2 separate regions of the Homo sapiens genome follow, and region 1 is linked to region 2. A link is an interaction called in ENCODE POLR2A ChIA-PET data of the cell type or tissue named here. Cell type or tissue: Panc1. All regions are shown on one strand. Links, peaks and the distances in the headings refer to the core of each region. The heading gives the core; the rest is flanking DNA.

Region 1 (12,401 bases), core at 4,226-12,225, 420 kb after region 2:
GGGTGCGGTGGCTCACGCCTGTAATTCCAGTACTTCGGGAGGCTGAGGTGGGAGTATAGATTGAACCCAGGAGTTTGAGACCAGCCTGGGCAACATAGTTAGACCCCGTCTCTAAAAAAAAATTTAAAAATTAGCCGGGTGTGGTGGCAGGCACCTGTGGTCCCAGCTACTTGGGAGGCTGAGGTGGGAGGCTCATGTGAGTCCGGGAGGTCAAGGCTGCAGTGAATCGTGATCCTGTACTCCAGCCTGGGTGACAGAGCAAGACCCTGTCTCTCTCTTCCTACCCCTCTCCGGGCAAAAAAGACAGTGTGCTGGAGCCAAATCCAAATACCTGCAGGCAGTTTTTTGCTTCCTCTGTGCCCCAGTTCCCTCACCTGTAAAATGAGTTTGACAGTAGCGTCTAGCTTACAGTGTTCTTAGAAGGATTAATAAGTTTAACACCTTTGAAGGATTTAGAAATATGATGGGACCAGCACATCATAAGCATACATCAGAAGCACTCAATTAACGTTGGCTATTACTGTTCTTTTTGATGCTCCCTCTCTGTCAGTGGCACCTCCTATGCATTGTTCAGGTTTCTCCCTGCAAAAATTTTCTCTTACAGTTTACATTTTTCCCAGACCCAATGCCATTGCCCTTGTTCAAACCACCATCATCTTTCTTTTATTTTTATTTTTGTAAATGTTTAATAGAGACAAGATCTTATGTTGCCTAGGCTGGTTTCAAACTTCCAGGGTCAAGTGAACCTCCTGCCTCAGTCTTACAAAGTGCTGGGATTACAGGCGTGAGCCACCATGCCCAGCTGGCCATCGTCTTTCACCTGTTACAGAAATTGAATCTCATCTAGTTGCCTGGAGTAACTAATGACTTGGGGTGTGTTCTAGGAGTCTGGGATTGTGTCTGGTGTACTGTAGGTGCTCAGTCGTTCTTGTTGAATATTTGTTGTTCCACTCTTGCCTCCCTGTAATCTCTTAAGCACCAGGAGAAGCTTTCCAAAATATAAATTAAAGCATGTTATTCCCTTGCTTAACACCATCCAATGGATCACCTCATTTACACTTTTGAATAAACGCTAAATTCCCGACCATGGCCTATGAGCCCCAACGTGATCTAGCCTTGCCTTCCTCTCCAGCCTCATTTCCTTCTCTCATCTTGCTCTCTCTGTTCCCAGCCTCCTTTCCATTCTTTGAACACCTGAGTCCTTCTCAAAGGCCATTTCTGCTTCTCCCCACCCTCCATTGTTATCTCTTTGTTCTAGTATAACCCTCCCCACCAAGTAGTTTCTGGTCCCTAGGAATAATTGTCACTTCATTACCTTCATGACTCTTACCACTGTCCATGACTTCTTCGTTTTTTGTTGTTGTTGTTGTTGTTGTTTGTTTGTTTTGTTTGTTTTGAGATGGAGTTTTTGCTCTGTTGCCCAGGTTGGAGCGCAATGACGATCTTGGCTCACTGCAACCTCTGCCTCTTGGGTTCAAGCAATTCTCTTGCCTCAGCCTCCCAAGTAGCTGGGATTGTAGGCGCCTGCCACCACACCCAGCTAATTTTTGTATTTTTATTAGAGATGAGGTTTCACCATGTTGGCCAGGCTGGTCTTGAACTCTTGACCTCAGGTGATCTACCTGCCTTGGCCTCCCAAAGTTCTAGGATTACAGATATGAGCCACCGCGGCCGATGGACTTCTTCCTTTGTTTACTTGTTTATTTGCGTCTCCCCACTGGAGTGTAAATTTCAAGAGGACAGAAGACATGTCTGTTTGATTTGCTATCACATCCTCAGTGTCTGGCTCAGGACCTAGCTCAGCCTGGATGCTCCAAAATGAAACAGATTTTGGGTCCTGAGGCCCCAGATGAAACACCTCTGCCTCAGTGCTCTTATCTGTTAGATGGGCAGCTCATCAGGGTGACTGTGAAAATGAAATGAGATGATGGATATAAAGCAGCCTCGTGTTGCACAAATGCATTGTGAGTTGAATTCTAGTTCCTTTCAGCTTCAGCCTCTCTGGGTTTGTAGATTTCGGCTATGCCCCAAGGTTTCAAGGTGAAAGACCTTGAAACCCAGAAGGGCAGAGAGGCCTGGTCTGGTAGAGAATCAGGAGCAGAATCCAGGAGACCTGCCTTACAGCTCACCAGGGGGAAGGTGTGAGACAGCCCACCTGACCCCAGGGAACAAAGGCTGCCCACCTTGATAGGGAGAGGGTGGGCCACCATGCCTGTGCCTCTTCTTGGATAGCCAGTGGGGATGGTGCTATCATTGCACTGAGGCCTGCAAGACTCAGGCCACCACCCTTTGTCGGGAAACAAGGTCTTCCCTCAAGGACAGGATCACCTCTGGTGGGAATCTCCTAGAGAAGAGGCAGCTCCTCAGGCCAGGCACGGTGGCTCACGCCTGTAATCCCAGCACTTTGGGAGGCCGAGGCGGGTAGATCACAAGGTCAGGAGTTCAAGACCAGCCTGGCCAACATGGTGAAACCCCGTCTCTACTAAAAGTACAAAAATTAGCTGGCCATGGTGGCATGTGCCTGTAGTCCCAGCTACTCTGGAGGCTGAGGCAGAAGAATTGCTTGAACCCGGGAGGCAGAGGTTGCAGTGAGCAGAGATTGTGCCACTGCATTCCAGCCTGGGTGACAGAGCAAAACTCCATCTCAAAAAAAAAAAAAAAAAGAGAGAGAAGAGGCAGCTCCTCCGAGATGGGTCAGAGCTCTATGGGGAGCCCCAGGTGGGCATCTAGATGGTGAAGAGCCCAAAGACTCTAGAAGTGGGTTCTCGGGACTTGCGCATGCGTACATGTGTTTATATGTGTATACATGTGTTTATATGTTTGTGCATGGGTGTTGTGTCCATGTGTTTATATGTGTGTGCATGTGTTTGTATGAATCAATGTGTACTGTATGCATGTGTGTTTGTGTGTGCGTATGTAGGTTTGTATGTGTGGGAGATGTATTTGTGTATGTAGATGGGATGTGTGTGTCAATGTGTATATGTGTACATGTAGTGTACTTGTATTCATTGTCTATTACTTTTTTTAAAAATCCAGTTTTAGCAAAGAATATCTATGGCTTATTGCTACATGACAAATTACCCCAAAGCTTAGTCGCTTAAACTATAAACATCTATTTCACAGTTTCTGTGGACTGGGAATCTGAGAGAGGCTTAGCTGGGTATTTTTGGTTCAGGGTCTCTCTTGAAGTTGCAGTGAAGATGTTACTCAGGGTTGGCTGTAGTCTTCTGAAGGCTTGCGTGGGGCTAGAGGATCCACTTTCAAGATGACTCACCCTCCTGGCAAGACGATGCTGGCTGTTGGCAGGAGGTCTCAGTTCCCTACCACATCAGCCTCTCCATATGGCTGCTTGAGTGCCTCATGACACAGCAGCTGGCTTCCTCTGGAGTGAGTGACCTGAGAGAGAGAGAGAACCAGGCAAAAGCCACAGTGTTTTTAAAACCTAGCTTTGGAAGTCCCATGCCATCATTTCTGCCATATTATACTGGCCACAGAGACCAACCCTGATACACTGTGGGAGGGACTACACAAAGGCATGAATTCCAAGAGGTAAGGATCACTGGAGGTCATCTTGTAGGATGGCTATCACATGCAGTATGTGCGTGTGGGTATGTGGGGTGTGTGTTTGTGGGTGTGTACATAAAGATGTGTGTGTTTGTGTATATATGTGTATGTTTTTGCATATGTATATATGGATATATAGCAATATGTTTGTGTGACATGTATCTATGTATTGTCTGCATATGTGTATGCATGCATTTATGTATATGTATCTGTGTATTGCACATGTGTGTTTTTTGCGCACGAGTATGCATGCATGTATTATGCCTACATGCATGTCTCTGTGTTTGTATGTTGTGCATGTGTGCATATATGTGTATGCCTTTTTGTATGTATTTGTAGTATGTGAATGAGCATATGTATGCATGTGTGATGGGTTTGTATATGTATCCAGGTGTATATGTGTGTCTATGCCTGTGGCTGTATATGTTTGCAAACATTGTATGTGCATGTGCACCTGTGTTGTGTGTGTGCATGTATGCTTACATGTGTGTGTTTCTGTATAGATGTCCATGTGTAAGTCCGCATGTGTCTGTTTATGTGTGTGTAGGTGTATATATGTTACGTTTATGTATGTGTGTGAGGTGTATGTGTGTAGGTTTGAGAATATGTGTGTGCATTACTATGTACATATTGCACTTGTATATATAAATGTGTGCTGGCACATGCATACAAACTTAGGAATGTCACCTGCTGTGGGAGGAAAGCCTGGAGTCAGGAGTGGGGAGACTCAGGGAGGAGTCCCTATTATTCCTGGGGTAGCCCATGAGTGGAAGGCTCTGGAGCCTGGAGAGCAGGCTCTCCCTTGCATTTAGGATATGTGGATCCATGGTCCTCTGCATCTGGCTTTCCTTTGTCAAGGCTTTCTGTTGTTGTTCATTTTTGTTTGAACATTTCAGTCTTTCCTAAGCTGTCAAATAAAGCAGCAGAGAAAGGGTGGTCTCTATTGCCTGGAAGTTGAGAGTTCAGTGTAGACTAGTGCCCCTTTGGGGCTGGCCTGGGGAAAACAAGGGGATTTCCCTGGAGAGCACGGCTGACCCTCCCTCTCATCTCTTCTCGCCTAGGGCCACTCTGGGAGCTTCTGGAGTTTATTGGGCAAGAAGGGAGGGCATTTCTTTACTTCTAATAATCCAGTCATCTTAGGAGCCACTCTTTTCCTCTTTCCATTTAGAATATTTCTGACACCAACTTTTGTGTTTAGAAGCTTTTATGCTTTTTTTTAAAAAAAGTATTTTTACCTTTTGATTATGAAAGGTAATACATATGAACAGAAGTAGACAGAATGTAAAGATACAGCTCAACAGATTTTCAGAGTGAATAGCCATTTATACTATCCAATAAGAGGGTTCAGGACATGCCACCCAGAAACATGGCACACTGGCATGTTGAATATTTTAAGCTGGAAGGATCTGAGAAACAGCATGTGCAGGACAATCTCTCTGACTTCCCTGATCCTTCTCTCCTGAAGGGATCTCCCTGATCCTTTCCCCATGTGAAAGGTGTCCTTCCTCCAAAGATGGGGACACAGACAGGAATCTGAACACATGGGCCTTGTTAAGTCTTTTGGGTAAATAAAATTAGTTTTAAGATTGTTGGCAGGCTGGGCGCAGTGGCTCACACCCCTAATCCCAGTGCTTTGGGAGGCTGAGACAGGAGCATTACTTGCGCCCAGGAGTTTGAAACCAGCTTGGACAACATACTGAGACTTGGTCTTTACAAAAAGTTTAAAAAGTAGGCCGGGCTTAGGGGCTCACGCCTGTAATCCCCGCACTTTGGGAGGCCGAGGTGGGTGGATCACTTGAGGTCAGGAGTTCAAGATAAGCCTGGCCAACATGGTGAAACCCCGCCTCTACTAAAAATACAAAAAATTAGACTGGCGTGGTGGCAGGCGCCTGTAATCCCAGCTAGTTGGGAGGCTGAGGCAGGTGAATCCCTTGAGCTTAGAAGTTCAAGGCTGCAGTGAGCTGTGTTCACACCACTGCAATCCAGTCTGGGCAGCAGAGTGAGACCTTGTTTATATAGATTAAAAAAAAAAAAAGCCAGGTACAGTGGCTCACGCCTGTAATCCTAGCACTTTGGGAGGCCGAGGCAGGTTGATCACAAGGTCAGGAGTTCAAGACCAGCCTGACCAACATGGTGAAACTCCGCCTCTACTAAAAATACAAAAATTAGCTGGGCGTGGTGGTACACACCTGTAATCCCAGCTACTCAGGAGGCTGAGGCAGGAGAATCACTTGAACTCAGGAGGCGGAGGTTGCAGTAAGCCAAGATGGCTCCATTCCATTGCACTCCAGCCTGGGTGACAGAGCCAGGCTCTGTAAAAAAAAAAAAAAAAAAAAAAAAAAAAAAAAAAAAAAATTGTTGATAAAATAAAAGCAGAAATGTCTTTGGAGTTGTCAGCATTAAATAGAATGCAGAACTACAATTTTATTTTACCTGGGTTTACTGGTCAAACAATGTTATATCAACTAGATGTTTAAGGTTATAAAACTATAAATCTAAACTAAGAATAAAATATACAATAAAAATAAATTGCTTGATGCATATCAAGCATAGCAGTTTTTAAAAAAAGACAGAGAAGAACCATATATTTAAATTTTTAGGTTTTTTGCTTCTGTTATTTTTTTTTAAACAGGGTTTAGCTTTGTTGCCCAGGCTGGAGTACAATGGCATGATTATGGCTCATTGCAGCCTCAACCTCCCAGGCTCGAGCAATTCTTACCACCTCAGCCTCCCAAGTAGCTAAAACTTCAGGAGAATGCCACCATGGACAGACAATTTTTGTATAGATGGGGTTTGGCCATGTTGCCTAAGCTGGTCTCGAACTCCTGGGCTCAAGGGATCTGTCCACTTCGGCATGCCAAAGTGCTGGGATTATAGGCGTAAGCCACCATGCCTGGCCATTTTTTACACTTACCTGATTTGTCAACAAGAAAAATAACTTGAGATGATGGCTAGCTTTGTTTGATGTTACAGTATGTCTGCCTGAATCAGTTTCCAAATCTTATTTGGTAACTTGCAAACTTAAAGTTAGGTTAAATTAAGCAGTAGATATTCATTAAATGTCTGAACCATTTGTAAGTAAGATAAACTACTGAAACATTAACTACTAAGCATAAATTTAAGCGTATATACTTCTGGCATCTTATTTTTATATGATATAGAGAAGCTAAATATATTTGGGTCTACTAATAAGCATGTTCTTTGCCACACTGAAAGACTGTACTATATTAGGAAGCATATGTTCCTGAAATTATAAAATAGTATATTCATAAATTTACTAATCTACTACAAGATGCCGATATATGACAGGCAGTTCACAATTGCCTGCTTCCTAGTTTTCACAGCAAATTAGGGTCACTAAGGGTTAAAACTTATAATAAGTATACATAAATAAAACAATTAGACATCATAGGATGGAGGGAAACAACTTTGTATGCAAAGTATGCAAGGTATGAAGAAATTATTATTATTATTATTATTTGAGACCGAGTCTTGCTCTGTCACCCAAGCTGGAGTGCAGTGGCGCGATATCGGCCCACTGCAAACTCCACCTTCCGGGTTCAAGCGATTCTCCTGCCTCAGCCTCCCTAGTAGCTGGAATTACAGGCACATGCCACCATACCCAGCTAATTTTTGTATTTTTAGTAGAGATGGGGTTTCGCCATGTTGGCCAGTCTGGTCTCCAATTCCTGACCTCAGGTGATCCGCCCGCCTCGGCCTCCCAAAGTGCTGGGATTACAGGCGGGAGCCACTGTGCCTAGCCAGCCGTGGGTTTTTCATAGATGCCTTTATCAGGTTGAGCAAGCTCTTTTCTATTTCTGAATGTTGAATATTTTTATTATGAAAGGGTTTGGGATTGTACCAAATGCTTTTTCTGCATCAATTGAGATCATGTGGGTTTTGCTCTTTATTCTATAATATAATGTATTACATTAATTAATTTTAATATGTTGAAGTAAACCTGCATTCTTGGGATGTCCACTTTATTATAGTACATTACCAGCCTGGCCAACATGGCGAAACCCCATCTCTACTAAAAATACAAAAATTAGCTGGGCGTGGTGGTAGGTGCCTGTAATCACTGCTACTCAGGAGGCTGAGGCAGGAGAATTGCTTGAACCTAGGAGGCAGAGGTTGCTGTGAGCCAAGATTGCGCCACTGCACTCCAGCCTGGGCAACGAGTGAAACTCCATCTCAAAAACAAACAAACAAAAAAAAAACCAAATTGCCACCTTTGTCATAAACCAAGTATCAAATATTCATTTGTCTCTGTTCTATTGGTGAGTTTTATTCTTGAACCAAGAATATACTATCTTAATTTCTGTAGTTTTTATAATAAGCTTTGACAACAAATAAGGCAGTTGTCTTCTTCGATTCTTTTTTAAAAAAAATTTTTAAGATACGGGGTCTCACTATGTTTGTCAGACCGATCTCTAACTCCTGGGATCAAGCAATCATTTCATCTCAGCCTCCCAAGTAGACAGGACTACAGGCACGCACCACTACACCCAGCTCAAATCTTGGCTATAAAAAAGTATCAGCTTGTCAACTCCCACACAAAAAGAAGAAAAGCAAGGAGGAGGAGAGAAACTGTCGGTATTTTTATTAGAATTGCACTGAATCTATGTATCAATTTGGAGGATAACATATTTTACAATATTGAGTTTCACATCATGAATAAGAGATATCTTCCAAATCATTTGGACCTTCTTACATAAAATTTTCTCTATAGAGGCCGGGTGTGGTGGTTCACATCTGTAATCCCAGCACTTCGTGAGGCTAAGGCGGGCGGATCACCTGAGGTCAGGAGTTCAAGACCAGCCTGACCAACGTGGTGAAATCCCATCTCTACTAAAAATACAAAATTAGCTGGGCATGGTGGCACATGCCTGTAATCCCAGCTATTTGGGAGGCTGAGGCAGGAGAATCACTTGAACCTGGGAGGCGAGGGTTGCAGTGAGCCAAGATCACACCATTGCACTCCAGCCTGGGTGACAGAGCAAGACTCTGTCTCAAAAAACACACACACACACACACACACACACACACACACACACACACAAATTTTCTCTGTAGAGATCTTGCATAACTTTATTGACAGATACTTGATTTTTATGCTTGTAGAAGTAAACCTTTTAAAAATTTCGTTTTCTACCCATTTTTTATTGGTATGTAGAAATAAAATTGATATTTGTATGTTGATTTTTCAGCCAGCTGTATTGATAAACTCTCTCATTACGGCCGGGTGCAGTGGCTTACACCTGTAATCCCAGCACTTTTGGAGGCCGAGGCAGGCCGATCACGAGGCCAGGAGATCAAGACCATCCTGGCCAGCATGGTGAAACCCTGTCTCTACTAAAAGTACAAAAATTACCTGGGTGTGGTGGTGTGCACCTGTAGTCCCAGCTACTCGGGAGACTGAGGCAGGAGAATGGCTTGAACCTTGGAGGCAGAGGTTGAAGTGAACCAAGATCACACCACTGCACTCCAGCCTGGGTGACAGAGCGAGTCTCGGTCTCAAAAATAAATAAATAAATAACTTATTAATTCAAATAGTATAACTTTTGGATTTTCTACATAACAAATAATATAAAAAGAAAGTTTTATTCCTCCCTTTCCACCTTTCTTTCATTCCTTTTCTTGTTTTAGTACATAGCTAAAGACCTAGAGTAAAATGCTGAATCGTAATAGAATAGCAGACATCCTTATCTAAAAATCTCAGAAGAATTCTAACTTAGTTTCAGTTTTCCCAGAAGCAGACCCGGAGACAAGGATCTGTGTACAGGAATTTACTGGGAGGTGAAGGAAAACATTGGTTGGGGAGTGGGAAAGGGAGACAAGGAAGGGAAGGTGGCCAATAGAGGCATGTGTTATCAGGCTTATCTCTGGAGCAGAATTCTGCTGGGGGGACTCTGGGAGCCAGTGTAAACTACATGCCTCAGAGTTCTCTCACCCCAGATGGGAGGGAGCTGTGGTATTCAGACACAGAGTCTTGCCAGTTATTGTTTAGAGCTGCTGTGGGATGGAGCTTGAATTCCCCAGCACTTCCAACTGCCATGGGAGTGGAAAACTGTAGTCAAGCAGCAAAGAAAGCCCTCAGGCAAGAAGTGCAGATGCTGGCAGCTGAAAACGGTAGTGTGTACACTGAAATGGTAAAAGTGACGGATACAGGTAAGTTGCCAACAGTGTCTTCTACAAACCCCTTCAACATTTTACTGCATTAACAAGTAACATTTGCAGTCCCCATAGGATAACGGCAGCTGCATAAGTCCAGCCTTTCTAGACACGCTCCTAAAATCATTTTGTCAATGAAGAGAGAAAGAAGGGGAAGAATACACATAATTGCTGAGCATGGTGGCTCACACCTGTAATACCAGGCCAAGGTGGGGGGAATTGGTTGAGTCCAGGAGTTCAAGACCAGTCTGGGCAACATAGTGAGACCGTGTCTCTACTAAAAATTAAAAAAAATTAGCTGGGTGTGGGGGCGCATGCCTGTAGTCCCAGCTGCTCAGGGGGACTGAGGCAGGAGGATCACTTGAGCCTGGGAAGTTGAGGCCGCAGTGAGCCAAGATTGCATCACTGCACTCCAGCCTGGGCAACAGACCAAGACACTGTCTCAAAACAAACAAACAACACACACACACACACACACACACACACAATCCATGCTTACAGCATAATTAGGAGACAGAAAACACCACAAACTATGATGGTAAAATGTTGCCACCTGGCCACTGTTACTCTGAAGTCCTACTATCACCATTAACATCAGGGAGCTCAGTTCTCTGGTAGCATTCCCTACTGTGAACCCTGGCCTACAAAGGACAGCCACCACTCAGTCAAAGTCTAGTAACTGTCATACTACAGCATGCAGGGTTTACCACCACCACACTTAGCATTAACAAACAAATAAGAATCCTGGTACTTAGAAAATACACAGAATAGACTAAGTTAAGGAAAAAGGAGAATGGACAAATACAAGAGAAAGAAGGAGGAGGAGGAGGAAAAAAAAAGGAGAAAGAGGAAGAGAAGATAAAAGGGGCTGGGCGTGGTGGCTCACGCCTATAATCCCAGCACTTTGGGAGGCTGAGGTGGGCAGATCACCTGAGGTCAGGAGTTTGAGACCAGCCTGGCAAACATGATGAAACCCCGCCTCTACTAAAATACAAAAAAAAAAAGCTGGGCGTGGTGACACGCACCTGTAATCCCCACTACTCAGGAGGCTGAGGCAGGAGAATGGCTTGAACCCAGGAGGCAGAAGTTGCAGTGAGCCGAGATGGCGTCACTGCACTCCAGCCTGGGTGACAGAATGAGAGTCTGTCTCAGAAGAAAAAAGGAAAAGAAGAAAAGAAAATTCTAAAAAAGGTAAACTAATCTATAGTGACAGAAAGCAGATCAATGGTTGCTTGGACGTCAGGAGTGGAGAGAGAGATTGATTGCAAAGGGGTACAAGAGGATGATGGAAAGGTTCTGTATCTTGATTGTGGTGGTGGTTTCCCAGGTGTATATGGTATATCTGTCAAAATTCATAGAATTTTACACTTTAAGTGTATAATTTATTATATGGAAATAATACCCCAATTTTTTTTTTTTTTGAGATGGAGTTTCGCTTTTGTTGCCCAGGCTGCAGTGCAATGGCACAATCTTGTCTCACCACAACCTCTGCCTCCCGGGTTCAAGTGATTCTTCTGCCTCAGCCTCCCGAGTAGCTGGGATTACAGGCATGTGCCACCATGCCCGGCTAATTTTGTATTTTTAGTAGAGACAGGGTTCCTCCATGTTGGTCAGGCTGGTCTCAAACTCCGAACCTCAGGTGACACGCCCACCCCGGCCTCCCAAAGTGCTGGGATTACAGGCATGAGCCACTGCACCCAGCCTTCATGTATAACTTTTAACTCCCTGTAAACTTAATTACTGTTGACCAGAAGCTTTACTGATGACATAAACAGATTACCACATATGAAGTATATTCTATGTATTACACACTGTATTCTTACAATAAAATAAGCTAGAGAAAAGAAAATGTTATGCCTGTAATCCCAGTACTTTGGGATGCTGAGGCAGGAGGAATGCTTAGGCCAGGAGTTTAAGACCATCCTGGGAAATGTAGTGAGACCCTGTCTCTTTAAAAAATTAAAAAATTAGCTGGGTATGGTGGTGGGCACCTGTAGTCCCAGCTATTCAGGAGGCTGAGTGGGAGGATCGCTTGAACCTGGGAGGTGAAGGTTGCACTAAGCCAAGATCTTGCTACTGCACTCTAGCCTGGGCAACAGAGCAAGACACTGTCTGAAAAAAAAAAAAAAGGTGGGGGGGGGAGAGAATGTATTTACTATTCATTAAGTGGAAGTGGATCATCATAAAGTCTTCATCTTTGTCGTCTTCATGTTGAGTAGGCCAAGGAGGAGGAAGAGAAGGGTTGGTTGGGGCAACAGTGGGAGAAGAGGCGGAGGAGGTAGAATAGGGGGTAGCAGGGGTGGGGGTTCAGGAGAGCCAGGCATACTTGGTATAACTTTTTTTTTTTTCCAAGACGGAGTCTTGCTCTGTTGCCCAGGCTGGAGTGCAGTGGTGCGATCTCCGCTCACTGCAACCCCCGCCTCCCAGGTTCAAGCAGTTCTGTTGCCTCAGCCTCCCAAGTAGCTGGGATTACAGGCGCCCACCACCACAACCTGCTAAATTTTGTATTTTTAGTAGAGATGGGGTTTCACCATGTTGGCCAGGCTGGTCTCGAATTCCTGACCTCATGATCCGCCCACCTCAGCCTCCCAAAGTGCTGGGATTACAGGTGTGAGCCACCGCACCTGGCCGGTATAACTTTTATTGGGACAAATCCACATGTA
Region 2 (12,498 bases), core at 2,493-10,492:
TCTAGCATAAGAGAATTGTAACAGGGGAAGCTGGTGTGGAAACAGACAGCAGTCTGAACCAGTTTGGACAAAAATACTGGTCTTGCAAATTTTAGAAAAAGCACACAACCTCTGAACACATGACTAGGGCCCCTTCCAGGAACTTAGAAGGGGCCCGGCCGAGGGAGAGTCCCTGAAGCTTATGTTTAATACATTTTACAGAAGAGCTGCCTCGGTGTAGGAAGCAGTGTAGTGTTGCGAAGACAAGCTCTGGAGCCAGACACCCTGGGTTCAAATCCCAATTTCGCAACTGTCTAGCTGTTGACTTGAGAGAAGTTACTTAGCCTTTCTGCGCCCCAATTTCTTCCTTCGTAAAATATAAATGGCAGTAGCACTATCTGCCTCATAGGGTTGTTTACCTGGTGAAGTAACATGATACACATAAGGCACATTGTATATCTCTATCTCTATCTATCTATCTATCTATCTATCTATCTATCTATCTATCTATCTATCTACGTATCTATCTATCTATGTCACACACAAAGAACAGTATATGCCCCATGGTATGCACTCAAGATAACTTAACCACTTTATTATTTATTCAACAAGTGTCTGTTGTTCTCTTCTTTGTGTCCACATGTATTCAGTGTTTATCTCCCACTTATAAGTGAGAATATGTGGCATTTAGCTCTCTATTTCTGTGTATATTCACTTAGGATAATGCTTCCAGCTCCATCCATGTTGCTGCAAAGTACATGATCCCATTCTTTTTATGGCTGCATAGTATTCCATGGTGTATATGTACCACATTTTCTTTATCCAGCCCACTGTTGATGGGCATTTAGGTTGATTCCATGTCTTTGATATTGTGAATAGTGCTGCAATGAACATATGCATTTATGTGTCTTTATAGCAGAACAACTTATATCCTTTGGGTATATGACCAGTAATGAAATTGCTGGTTACAATGGTAGCTCTGTTTTAAGTTCTTTGAGAAATCTCCAAATTGCTTTTCACAGTGGCTGAATTAGTTTACATTCTCACCAGTGTATAAATATTTCCTTTTCTCCACAACATCATTAGCATCTGTTATTTTTTGACTTTTTTTTTTTTTTTTTTTTGAGATAGGGTCTCACTGTCACCCAGGCTGGAGTCCAATGGCATGATTGCAGCTCACTGCAACCTCTGCCTCCCAGGTTCAAGTGATCCTCCCACCTCAGCCTCCCAAGTAGCTGGGACCACAGGTGCATGCTACCACACCTAGCTAAGTTTAAAAAAATTTTGTTTTGTAGAGATGGGGTCTCACTGTGTTGCCTAGTCTGGTCTTGAACTCCTCCCACCTCAACCACCAAAGTGCTGGTATTACAGGCATGAGCCACTGTACCCAGTGACTTTTTAATAGCCATTCTGATGGATGTGAGATGGTATTTCATTATTATTTTGATTTGCATTTCTCTAGTGATTAATGATGTTGAACATTTTTTCATATGGTTTTTCCACATATATGTCTTCTTTTAAGAAGCGTCTGTTCATGTCCTTTGCCCATTTTTAATTGGGTTGTTTGTTTTTGCTTATTGATTTAAGCTCCTTATAGATTCTGGATATTATACTTTTGTGGATGTATAGTTGGCAAATATTTCTCCCATTCTCTAGGTTATCTGTTTACTCTGTTGATAGTTTCTTTTGCTGTACAGAAGCTCTTTAGTTTAATTAGTTCCCATTTATCAATTTTTGATGTTGTTACAATTGTTTTTGGTGTCTTCTCATAAAATCTTTTCCGGGGCCTATGTCCAGAATGTATTTCCTATGTTTTCTTCTAGAGTTTTTATAGTTTTAGGTTTTACATTTAAGTCTTTAATCCATCTTGAGTTGATGTTTGTATATAGTGAAAGGAAGGGATCCAGTTTCAATCATGGCTAGCCAGTTATCCCAGCAACTAGGGAGTACTTTCCCCATTGCTTTTGTTGACTTTGTTGAAGATAGACAATTATAGGTGTGTGGCTTTATTTCTGGGTTCTTAAGCCTGTTCCATTGGTCTGTGTGTCTGTTTTTGTTACCATGCTATTTTGGTTACTGTAACCTTATGGTATAGTTAGAAGCCAGGTAGTATGATGCCTTCAGCTTTGTTCTTTTTGCTTAGGATTGTGTTGGCTATTTGGTCTCTTTTTGGTTCCATATGAATTTTAGAATATTTTTTTTTCTAATTCTGTGAAAATGTGCTTGGTAGTTTGATAGGAATAGCATTGAATCTGCAAATTGCTTTGGGCAGTATGAGCATTTTAACACTATTGATTCTTCCAGTCCATGAGCATGGAATATTTTTCCATTTGTTTGTGTCATCTCTGATTTCTTTCAGCTGTGTTTTGTAACTCTTGTTGGACAGATTTTTTACCTCCTTGGTTAGCTGTATTAATAGGTATTTTTTGTGGTTATTGTGAATAGGATTGCATTCATGATTTGGCTCTCAGCTTGACTGTTGTTGGTGTATAGAAATGCTACTGATTTTTGTACATTGACTTTGTATACTGAAACTTTGCTGAAGATGTTTATAGATCTAGGAGCTTTTGGGCAGAGACTATGGGGTTTTCTAGGTATAAAATCATCTGCAAAGAGAGATAGCTTGACTTCCTCTCCTCCTATTTGGATGCCTTTTTTCCCTTTCTCTTGACTGATTACTCTGGCTAGGACTTCCAGTACTATGTTGAATAGGATGAAATGTATTTAAAAGAGCAAGTTGGATAGAGGAATAGATATGTGATAAAGCAAATATAGTAAAAGGTTGATTATAGACTTGAGGTGGCAAATAGATGTGTTTTCACTGTACAAATCTCTCAATTTTTCTGTATATTTGAAAGTTTTCATAATTAAATGTTGGTAAAACAAATAGCCACACAAATGAACACTGTGTCCACTAAAAAATGTTTTAGGCCACGTACAGTGGCTCACAACTATAATTCCAGCACTTTGGGAGGCTAAGGTGGGAGGATTGCTTGAGCCCAGAAGTTTGAGACCAGCCTGGGCAACATAGTGAGACCCTGTGTCTACAAAAAAATTTAAAAAATTCACTGGATGTGGTGATGCGCCCCTGTAGTCCCAGTTACTCAGGAGGCTAAAGAGGGAGGATTGTTTGAGCTCAGGAGGTGAGGTTGCAGTGAGCCATGATTGTGTCACTGTACTCCAGCCTGGGCAACAGAGCAAGACACTGTCTCAAAAAAAAATGTTTTAGTAGACTATTCCAACAGAAAGATTTATATAAACTGAAAAAAGTAGGGCTCAAAACAGTAATTACAGTTTACACTGCTTTATTTATGTGCAGGTGGAAGAATGTACACTGGGAACAGCACATGCAAAAGTCCTGGGCAGAAGCTGGTCTGGAGGATTTGAGGAACTGCAAGGAAGCAGCGATGACTAGAGAGGCATGAGGGAAAAAAAAGGCAGTAAATGAGGTCATGAAGATGATGGAAGGGGGCAAGGTCGGATTAGCTGGTTTGGTTCTCTATTTCTGCATGAGAAACTATCTCAAGTTTTGTGGCTTAAAACAACCACCTTTTTGTATCTCACAATTGGTGGATCAGGAATTTGGACAAAATTCAACTGGGCATTTTTTTCTGCTCTACTAGCATCAAATAAGGTCACTCTGATGTTCACTGGCAGATGGGTTGGTCTGTAGGATTCCACGTGGTTTCACTCTCATGTTTGGTGCCTGGGGGAGATAGCTGGAAGGCTGGGTTCAGCTAGGCCCCTCTTCCTCTCCATGTAGTCTCAGGGCCTCTCCATGTGGTCTCTATTAGAATAGCTGGATTTCTTACATGGTGTCTGAAGGTTCCAAGAGCAAGTGTTTCAAGAGACAGGAAATAGAAAATGCCAGTCTTCTAAGGCCTGGACACAGAAACAGACACAGTGGCACTTCTGCCATATTTCTAGTAGAGACGGGGTTTCACCACGTTGGCCAGGCTGGTCTCGAACTCCTGACCTCAGGGATCCACCTGCCTTGGCCTCCCAAAATGCTGGAATTACAGACATGAGCTACCGCGACTGGCCACTTCTGCCATATTTCATTGGTCAAAGAAGTCATGGAAAGGGAGATAGCAATATACCTTTCAATGGGAAGAGTGTCAAATAATTTGTGACTATCTTTAATCTACCAATAGGCCCTTGTAGGTCATAGTAAAGACTTGGGATTTTCCTCTACCAGAGATGGGAGCCGTTGGAGGGTGTTAAACAGAAGAGTGACATGATCTGGCTTTCATTTTAACAGGACCACTCTATCTACCATTTTGAGAAAGCACTGCAGGTAGGGAAGAAGTAGGAAGAACCGTTAGGGGGCTATTGCAATAAACCAAGCAAGAGATAGTGGTGGCTTGGGCCAGGGTGGAGGCAAAGGAGGTAGTGAGCAGTGGTTGAATTCTGGATATATTTTGCAGGCAGAACCATCCAGATTTGCTGATGCATTAAATATGGGCGTGAAATAAAAAGAGGAGTCAAAGATAACTCCAAAACATTCATCTGAGATTTAGTAAACTAGAATTACTGTTAACGGAGATGGGAGCAGCAGCAGGAGCAAGTGGGGAGGGAGTATCAGGAGTTGGTTTTGGCCATGTTGAAATGCCTATAATACATCCAAGTGGAGATCTCAAGTAGGTCTGGTGTTTAAAAGAGAGATCCAGGTTGGAGACGTAAATTTGAATGTCATCAACATATGGGTGAATTTCACCTAGAAAGAGGATACAGAGAGAAGAGCTCCAAGGACTGAGCCTGGAGCCTCCGACTCCATCTTTTCCTCTTGCCAATCCCCCTTGGTGTCTCTGGTCACAAAAAAGTTGATATTTCAGATGTTGCTTCCAGGCCACTGCTCTTCCAGTCTTTTGTGAAAGCCTAAACTAAGATCATGCTGGGGAAGTGAAAGCTGCAGAGGTTTTTGGGAAGAGAGAGGCAGGAGCTGCGACAGGTGAGGGGTGATATCACCAAGCCTAGGAGGGGCCAGAGGCTGGCTTGCTAATGAGCATCAGGAGAGTGGCTCTAAATTAGCTGGGCATGGTGGTGTATGCCTGTGGTCCCAGCTGCACAGGAGGCTGAGGTGGGAGGATCACTTGAGTCCAGGAGGTTGAGGCTGTAGTGAGCCATTATCACACCACTGCATTCCAGCCTCAGCAAGACTGTCTCAAAAAAGAAAAAAGAGAGAGAGAGAGAGTGAGTGTGGCTCTTATCTAGGAAGAAGGCTACACAAAGAGTCACCCAGACCAGACTTGGCCCCTTGGGGTTCCCAGCCTTAGTAAACAGTTCTGTACTGATTAGATAAATAGACAAGTCTAAGAGAAAAGAGCTCAGAAATAGACCACACAAATGTGGAAAATGTATTCATGAGAGAGGTGGCACTGAAAATCAGTGGGAAAAAGGGCTAATCCATAAATGGTGCTGGGAAAAGAGGCTTTCCATTGTTTAAGAAGAAAAAAAATCCCTAATTCACACCCAAATAAAAACACATAGCTTCAATAAACAAATGTAAGCCTTAAAACTTTTAAAAACCTTTTAAAGTTCTAGGTTTAGGAGAATATTGATTTCAAATGAGGGAAGGACTTCTAAAATTAGATATGCAAACCTTAAAGGAAAAGATACATAACACATAAAAAACTTCCACTCATCAAAAGACACTCTTTTTTTTTTTTTTTTTTTTTGGAGACAGAATTTCACTCTTGTTGCCCAGGCTGGAGTATAATGGCGTGATCTCAGCTTACGGCAACCTCTGCCTCCCAGGTTCAAGCAATTCTTCTGCCTCAGCCTCCTGAGTAGCTGGGATTACAGGCATGTGCCACCATGCCCAGCTAATTTTGTATTTTAGTAAAGACGGGGTTTCTCCATGTTGGTCAGGCTGGTCTCGAACTCCCAACCTCAGGTGATCTGCCCGTCTTGGCCTCCCAAAGTGCTGGGATTACAGGCAAAAAGACACCATTTTTTAAAAAAGTAACATGTAGCCTAGGAGAAGATATAAACTACATGTAATTAACAAGGGACTGGCATTCAAGATTTATTTTAAAAAAATCTACAAATTAAAAGAGAAGATAAACCAATCAATAGAAAATAAGCAAGAGAGCTGGGCGTGGTGGGTCACGCCTGTAATCCCAGCACTTTGGGAGGCCAAGGTGTGCGGATTACGAGGTCAGGAGATCAAGACCATCCTGGCTAACACGGTGAAACCCTGGCTCTACTAAAAATACAAAAAATTAGCCGGGTGTTGTGGTGGGTGCCTGTAGTCCCAGCTACTCGGGGAGGCTGAGGCAGGAGAATGGCATGAACCTGGGAGGCGGAGCTTGCAGTGAGCGGAGATCGCGCCACTGCACTCCAGCCTGGGCAATAGAGCGAGACTCTGTCTCAAAAAAAAAAAAAAAAAAAAGCAAAAGAGATGAACAGGTAGTTAATAGAAGAGGAAATCCTAGATGGTCACAAAAGGAAGAAATACCACAAAAAGATGCTCAATACCAGCCGGGCGAGGTGATTCACGCCTGTAATCCCAGCACTTCGGGTGGCCGAGGCAGGTGAATCACCTGAGGTCATAGTTCAAGACCAGCCTGACCAACATGGAGAAACCCCATCTCTACTAAAAATACAAAATTAGCCAGGCATGGTGGTGCATGCCTGTAATCCCAGCTACTTGGGAGGCTGAGTCAGGAGAATTGCTTGAACCCAAGAAGTGGAGGTTGTGGTGAGCTGAGATTGCGCCATTGTACTCCAGCCTGGGCAACAAGAGTGAAACTCTGTCCAAAAAAAAAAAAAAAAAAAAAAAAAAAAGCTCAATTCCAGTAACAGTTGGGAAATGTCTACCTTATCAAAGAGGCCTTCCCAGATGCTATATGAAATAGAATGCTGCCTCCTCCACAGCATTTATTCCTTCAGCAAGTATTCACTGAATTCTAGGCACTTAGAATACATTTATGAACAAAAAAGACAAATATTCTGGATCTCATATTCTAGTATGTATGTGGTGAAACAAACATAATAAATGAATAAAATTATCTAGTAGTTTAGCAGATCACAAATTCCAGAGAAAAAAATGGAGCAGGGGACAGGAGATTGAGATGAGAGACTGGCAGGGCCAGGGGCAGGATGCAATTTGTGTCTTAGTTAGCTCAGGCTGCCACAACAAAATACTATCGACTGGGTAGCTGAAACGACATACATTTATTTCTTACAGTTGTGGAGGCTGGAAGTCTGAGGTCAGGATGCCAGGATGGCAGGATTCTGGTGGGGGATCTCTTCCAGGCTTGCCTGCTTTGTGTGTACTCACCTGGCAGACAGACAGCAAGCTCTCTTGGGACACTAAACCCATCAGAGGGCCCCACCCTCAGGACCTCATCTAAACCTAATTACCCCCTAAAGGCCCCAAATATCATCACATTGGGTGTTCAGATATCATCACATTGGGTGTTAGGCCTCAACAAATGAATTTTGGGGGCCACGAATAGTCCACAGCAGACTGATTAGGGTAGACCTCATTAAGATGATGGCTTTTGACCAAAGAGTTGCATGAGGTGAGGAAGTAAGCCTTGTCTGTAACTGGGAGAGGGTGTTCCAAGTAGACAAAGACAGCCAGTGCAAAGCCAAAATGGGAGGCCAGTGTGGTGGGGACAGAGTAAGGGGTGGGGTTGAAGTGGTAAGGGCAGAGGGAAGATCATTCTGGGTCTTGTAAGCCAGTGGAAAAGCCACATGCGATTAATATATATAACTATTAATTATAATATTAATACTTTTATATAATACTTATATCAGTATCTAAAAATATATATTTGTTGGCCTTTCCGACTCTACAGGGCAGGGACTTTGTCTATTTTGTTCACTGCCTGGCATGTAGAGGCACTTGATAAATATTTATTTGTTGAATAAGTAAAATTTATATATCACTAAAGTGAATTATTGCCCATATATCAGAATGACCAAAATTTTAAACCTGACAATATCACAAGTTGGTGGAGATACGGAGCCATAGAAACTTGCATGCACAGGCTGGGCGCCGTGGCTCCCGCCTGTAATTCCAGCACTTTGGGAGGCTGAGGCGGGTGGATCACCTGAGGTCAGGAGTTCCAGACCAGCCTGGCCAACATGGGGAAACCCCGTCTCTACTAAAAATATAAAAAAATTAGCTGGGTGTAGTGGCACGCGCCTGTAATCCCAGCTACTCCAGAGGCTGAGGCCGGAGAATCTCTTGAACCCGGGAGGAGGAGGTTGCTGCGAGCCGAGATAGCACCATTGCAATCCAGCCTCGGTGACAAATGACAAGGGCAAAACTCCATCTCGAAAAAAAAAAAAAAATGAAAGAAAGAAAAAAGAAACTCGTATGCATTGCAGGGTGTAAGTTGGTACAACACCTTAGGAGAACAATTTAGCAAGATCTAGTAAAGTTGAATATGTATACCCAATAACCCAGCAACTCCACTGGGCATATTCCTAGAGAAATGATTGTACATGTGCACCAGAGACATAGACATATAAAATAATATTTATAACACAATTGTTTGTAATAATAAAAAACTGAAAGCAAACTAATTATCCGTCACCAAGAGAACAAATAAGTAAAACTTACTACACTCATACAGTGAAATGTTATGCAGCAGGAAAAATAAAAATCAACAAGGTTATCAACAAAAATAAATCTTACAAACTTAATGTAAAGCAAAAAAAAAAAAAGCAAGTATTAGATTAATATAGTATGGTCTCACTTACATAAAGTATGAACAACTGGCCAGGTGTGGTGGCTCATGCTTGTAATCCCAGCACTTTGGGAGGCCGAGGTGGGAGGATAGCCTGAGCCCAGAAATTCAAGACCATGCTGGGCAACATAGAGACCCCATCTCTACAAAAGTTTAAAAAATTAGCCAAGCATGGTGGCACACACATCTGTGGTCCCAGCACCTTGGAGGCAGAGGCGGGAGGATTGCTTGAGTCCAGGAGATCAAGGCTGCAATGAGCCGTGATTGCACCACTGCACTACAGCCTGGGCAACAGGTTTTTGAGACCCTGCCTCAAAAACAACAACAGGCCGGGCACAGTGGCTCACACCTGTAATCCCAGAACTTTGGGAGGCCAAGGCGGGTGGATCAACTGAGGTCAGGAGTTTGAGACCAGCCTGGACAAAATGGTGAAATCCCGTCTTTACTAAAAATACAAAAATCAGCTGGGTGTGGTGGTGAGCTACTGTAATCCCAGCTACTTGGGAGGCTGAGGCAGGATAATCGCTTAAACCCGGGAGGCAAAGCTTGCAGTGAGCTGACATTATGCCACCGCACTCCAGCCTGGGTGACAGAGCAAGATTTCGTCTAAAAACAAACAACAACAACAAAATGAAGAATTTTCTCCTAATTGATAGGTAAAGAGATAGATACAGTGACAGCTGGAATTCTAAGATGGCCTCCATGGTTTTTTTGCCCCATGATACTCCCATAATTATGTTACATTATATGGTGAAAGAGATTGTTGCAGATGTAATTAAAGTTATTAATCGGCCTTAAAATAGGAAATTTTCTGGAAATGTCCATTTTCTGGAAATGTATAGTCTTTGGAGGGAGAACAAAGTCTCCATACCAACTAAGACAGCATAACCTTCCACCTGCAATAGGATTCGTCTAAAAGTCAGATTTAATTAAAAAAAAAAAGTTAAAAGACAGTTCCTCGTACAAATTTGTACCGAGTAAATGAATGAATGGAAAAAATGAAAAGATGAATTATGACTGGATGTTCAATTACCCATTGAATTCCACCAGGTGGGATAGAAAAACATTGTCCCATTGCAGAATAATACACAAACTACTTGAAAATAGCCTTGGAGTTTCTTTAAAAGGCAGGTGTGAACCATGCTGTAACCAGGTAATTGTGGTTTGATCAGAGCCCCAATCACTCCTTTGAGAAAGCTCCCCAAAGGCAGTCCAGACAAGAGGTCCTGTAGTCTTAGCCAACAAGAACTCAGGCAGCTTAAAGCTCAAACCCACCTCTGTCCCCATTTCTCCAGAGACACTGTGCTAATAGCCCTGATGATAACAAGCGGCTCTGTGTGCCTACAGCTGCCTATTACACTTGTTGTGGACAAATGTGATTCAGAAGCATGATGGACGGTAAAGCATCAAATCTCTTATTTGAGCAGGAAGCTGATACCTAAGGAATGCAGTCTTGCAGCAGCCCCGAAAGACTTGACAATTGTGCAGGCCTCAGGGAAATGACTTTTCCTTTAAGGAAGGGTCCTTGGAAGCTGATGAACTCCAAACACCAGCTATGGTTTGGACTGGGAGGTTTGAGAGGATCAGAACCCGGGTTGTGGTCCACAGTGCCTCTTCCAGATTTTGTCATTAACTGACAACCAGATATCAGGGACTGCCTTCCTCATTTATTCAGACCAAACATGTATGCCCCTGAAGTTACAAATTTCCACAAGGAAAATCTCCAGGCAGGAAGTTCCATTCATCAGGATATTTTTGCTTGCAAGAATTAGATTTGCAACTCAAATTACCTTAAGATTAGAAAAAAGGTCAGGGGGTGGGGGCAGTGTGGATTTATGGCGTCATACAACTGTATCAGGTTTAGCTGGATCTAGGGGCTAAAATTATGTCAGGAATCTGTCCCCCCCATCTGTTGACTCTGCTTTCCTGTGCATGACTTCAGGTGGCCTTTCTCCATGTGGGGACAAGAGAGTCACCAGCAGATCAAGGCTTTCATTCCACCAGCTTGACAACCTCAGAGGAAGGAAAGCCTCTCTTTCCCAACAGTTTCTCTAAAACTCCAAGAATTGAGTCTCATTGGCCTGATTTGGGTTACCAGCCCCTCCCTGAACCCTTGTCACTAGGATGGGAGCTGGCAAAGTCTATGTCTTTAATCTATGTCTTGTGGAGGGCTTAGCCCCATGTAAGCCACATGGATTGAGAATGTGGGAGAAGTGGTTTCCCAGGAGGAAGTTAGGGTATTCCTACCATGGAGTGGTGGGGCGGGAGGCTTGGCCAGAGAGACAACAGTGGTGCTCTCCAGAAAGAACAGGTGGGACCCAGCCATTTCCTAGAGTTTTCTCCTCCCTTTTAATTTTTTTCTTACAGGGATTTCATCTTGAGCCCACTCAAAGAAATTATGATTCCAGGCCAGGCGTGGTGGCTCACGCCTGTAATTCCAGCACTTTGGGAGGCTGAGGCGGGTTGATCACGAGGTCAGGAGTTCAAGACCAGCCTGACCAAAATGGAGAAACCCTGTCTCTATTAAAAATACAAAATAAGCTGGGCATGGTGGCCTGCGCCAGTAATCCCAGCTACTTGGGAGGCTGAGGCAGGAGAATCGCTTGAACCCGGGAGGCAGAGGTTGTGGTGAGCCAAGATCATGCCATTGCACTCCAGCCTGGGCAACAAGAATGAAACTCCGCCTAAAAAAAAAAAAAAAGAAATTATGATTCCATAGGTCTGAGGTAGAGCCCGGAAATTATATGTTTACAAAATTCCCCAGGTGGTTCTGCTGGGCAGAGTAGTTTAGGACCCAGTAATCTAGTGGACGACCTTACCCGCCTCTGCTCCCTACTCAAAAGCAAGTATATGTGGGGCTCTAGCTTATAAATTAGGAATGTCTTTTTACTCAAAGGAGGTCAACATAAAGAATTGTCTTTATATTTAGGAACCAGACAGAGGCAAGTGTAAATTAATGAACCTGCTTTGAAGCCCATCCCCCACCCGCCCCCAATTCTGGACAAATAGGAAGTCAACAAAAGGCCCCTGTCTAAGACGTCGGAGCAGTAAGCAGACCTACCACGATCTTCACACAGAAGTTACTCATAACCCTTATCATGCAGAGGGGGTAGGACCCTTTGTCACTGTGAGCAGGGGGTTGCTGAGGCCTGGTTCTACCTTGGGAACAGTGCTTATCATCACAGCCTGGGGTTGGACAAGGAAGGCCATGCACTGGAGCAAACACAGTTCCAGGTGCAGGAGCCAGACCCCAGTTAAAAATGAATTCTGGCCGGACACGGTGGCTCACGTCTGTAATCCCAACACTTTGGGAGGCCAAGGCAGGCAGATCACCTGAGGTCGGAAGATCGAGACCATCCTGGCTAACACGGTGAAACCCCATCTCTACTAAAAATACAATAAGTTAGCCAGGCATGGTGGCACATACCTGTAATCCCAGCTACTCGGGAGGCCGAGGCAGGAGAATCGCTAGAACCTGGGAAGTGGAGGTTGCGGTGAGCCGAGATCACGCCATAGCATTCCAGCCTGGCCAACAAGAGCGAAACTACGTCTCAAAAAAAAAAAAAAAAAATGGATTCTAACTCTGTGTGCATATGAATTTAGGACAAGCTGGAGATGGATTAGCTGTGATGGTGGAAGGTGGAGGGGGGCGGGCAGGATTAGCCGAGTCATCAAATCCCATTATCTGTAACTGGCCCTAGGACACATCATTTTATTGCTATTTCTCACTATTTTTCATATCTCTGCCACCTATGCTGTACATTCTTTGAAGGCTGGAGCCCTACCTCACACCTTTTTGTGTTCCCACCACCTA

Evidence for each region. Peaks named below come from ENCODE experiments on the same cell type or tissue, not always from the same donor. Only the 100,000 strongest peaks of a DNase experiment are listed, where the experiment ranks them.
Region 1: POLR2A ChIA-PET joins it to region 2 with 9 read pairs; 2 of 35 experiments call an interaction of 5 or more read pairs at or near these places.

What each region holds. Positions count from the first base shown.
Region 1 is chr2:219,359,413-219,371,813 of GRCh38, forward strand. It overlaps LOC105373883 (a long non-coding RNA gene), which reads right to left and starts at 10,640. Exons shown (of 2, transcript XR_923917.3): 1 at 8,939-10,640; 2 at 3,090-3,396. RefSeq lists an enhancer at 3,151-3,200. In Panc1, for the core only: no CTCF peak of the experiment used is centred there; no DNase peak of the experiment used is centred there; H3K4me3 peaks cover 765 bases; H3K27ac peaks cover 6,176 bases.
Region 2 is chr2:218,939,999-218,952,496 of GRCh38, forward strand. No RefSeq gene overlaps it. Among named protein-coding and RNA genes, the nearest start is that of CDK5R2, 13 kb to the right of the region's middle. In Panc1, for the core only: no CTCF peak of the experiment used is centred there; no DNase peak of the experiment used is centred there.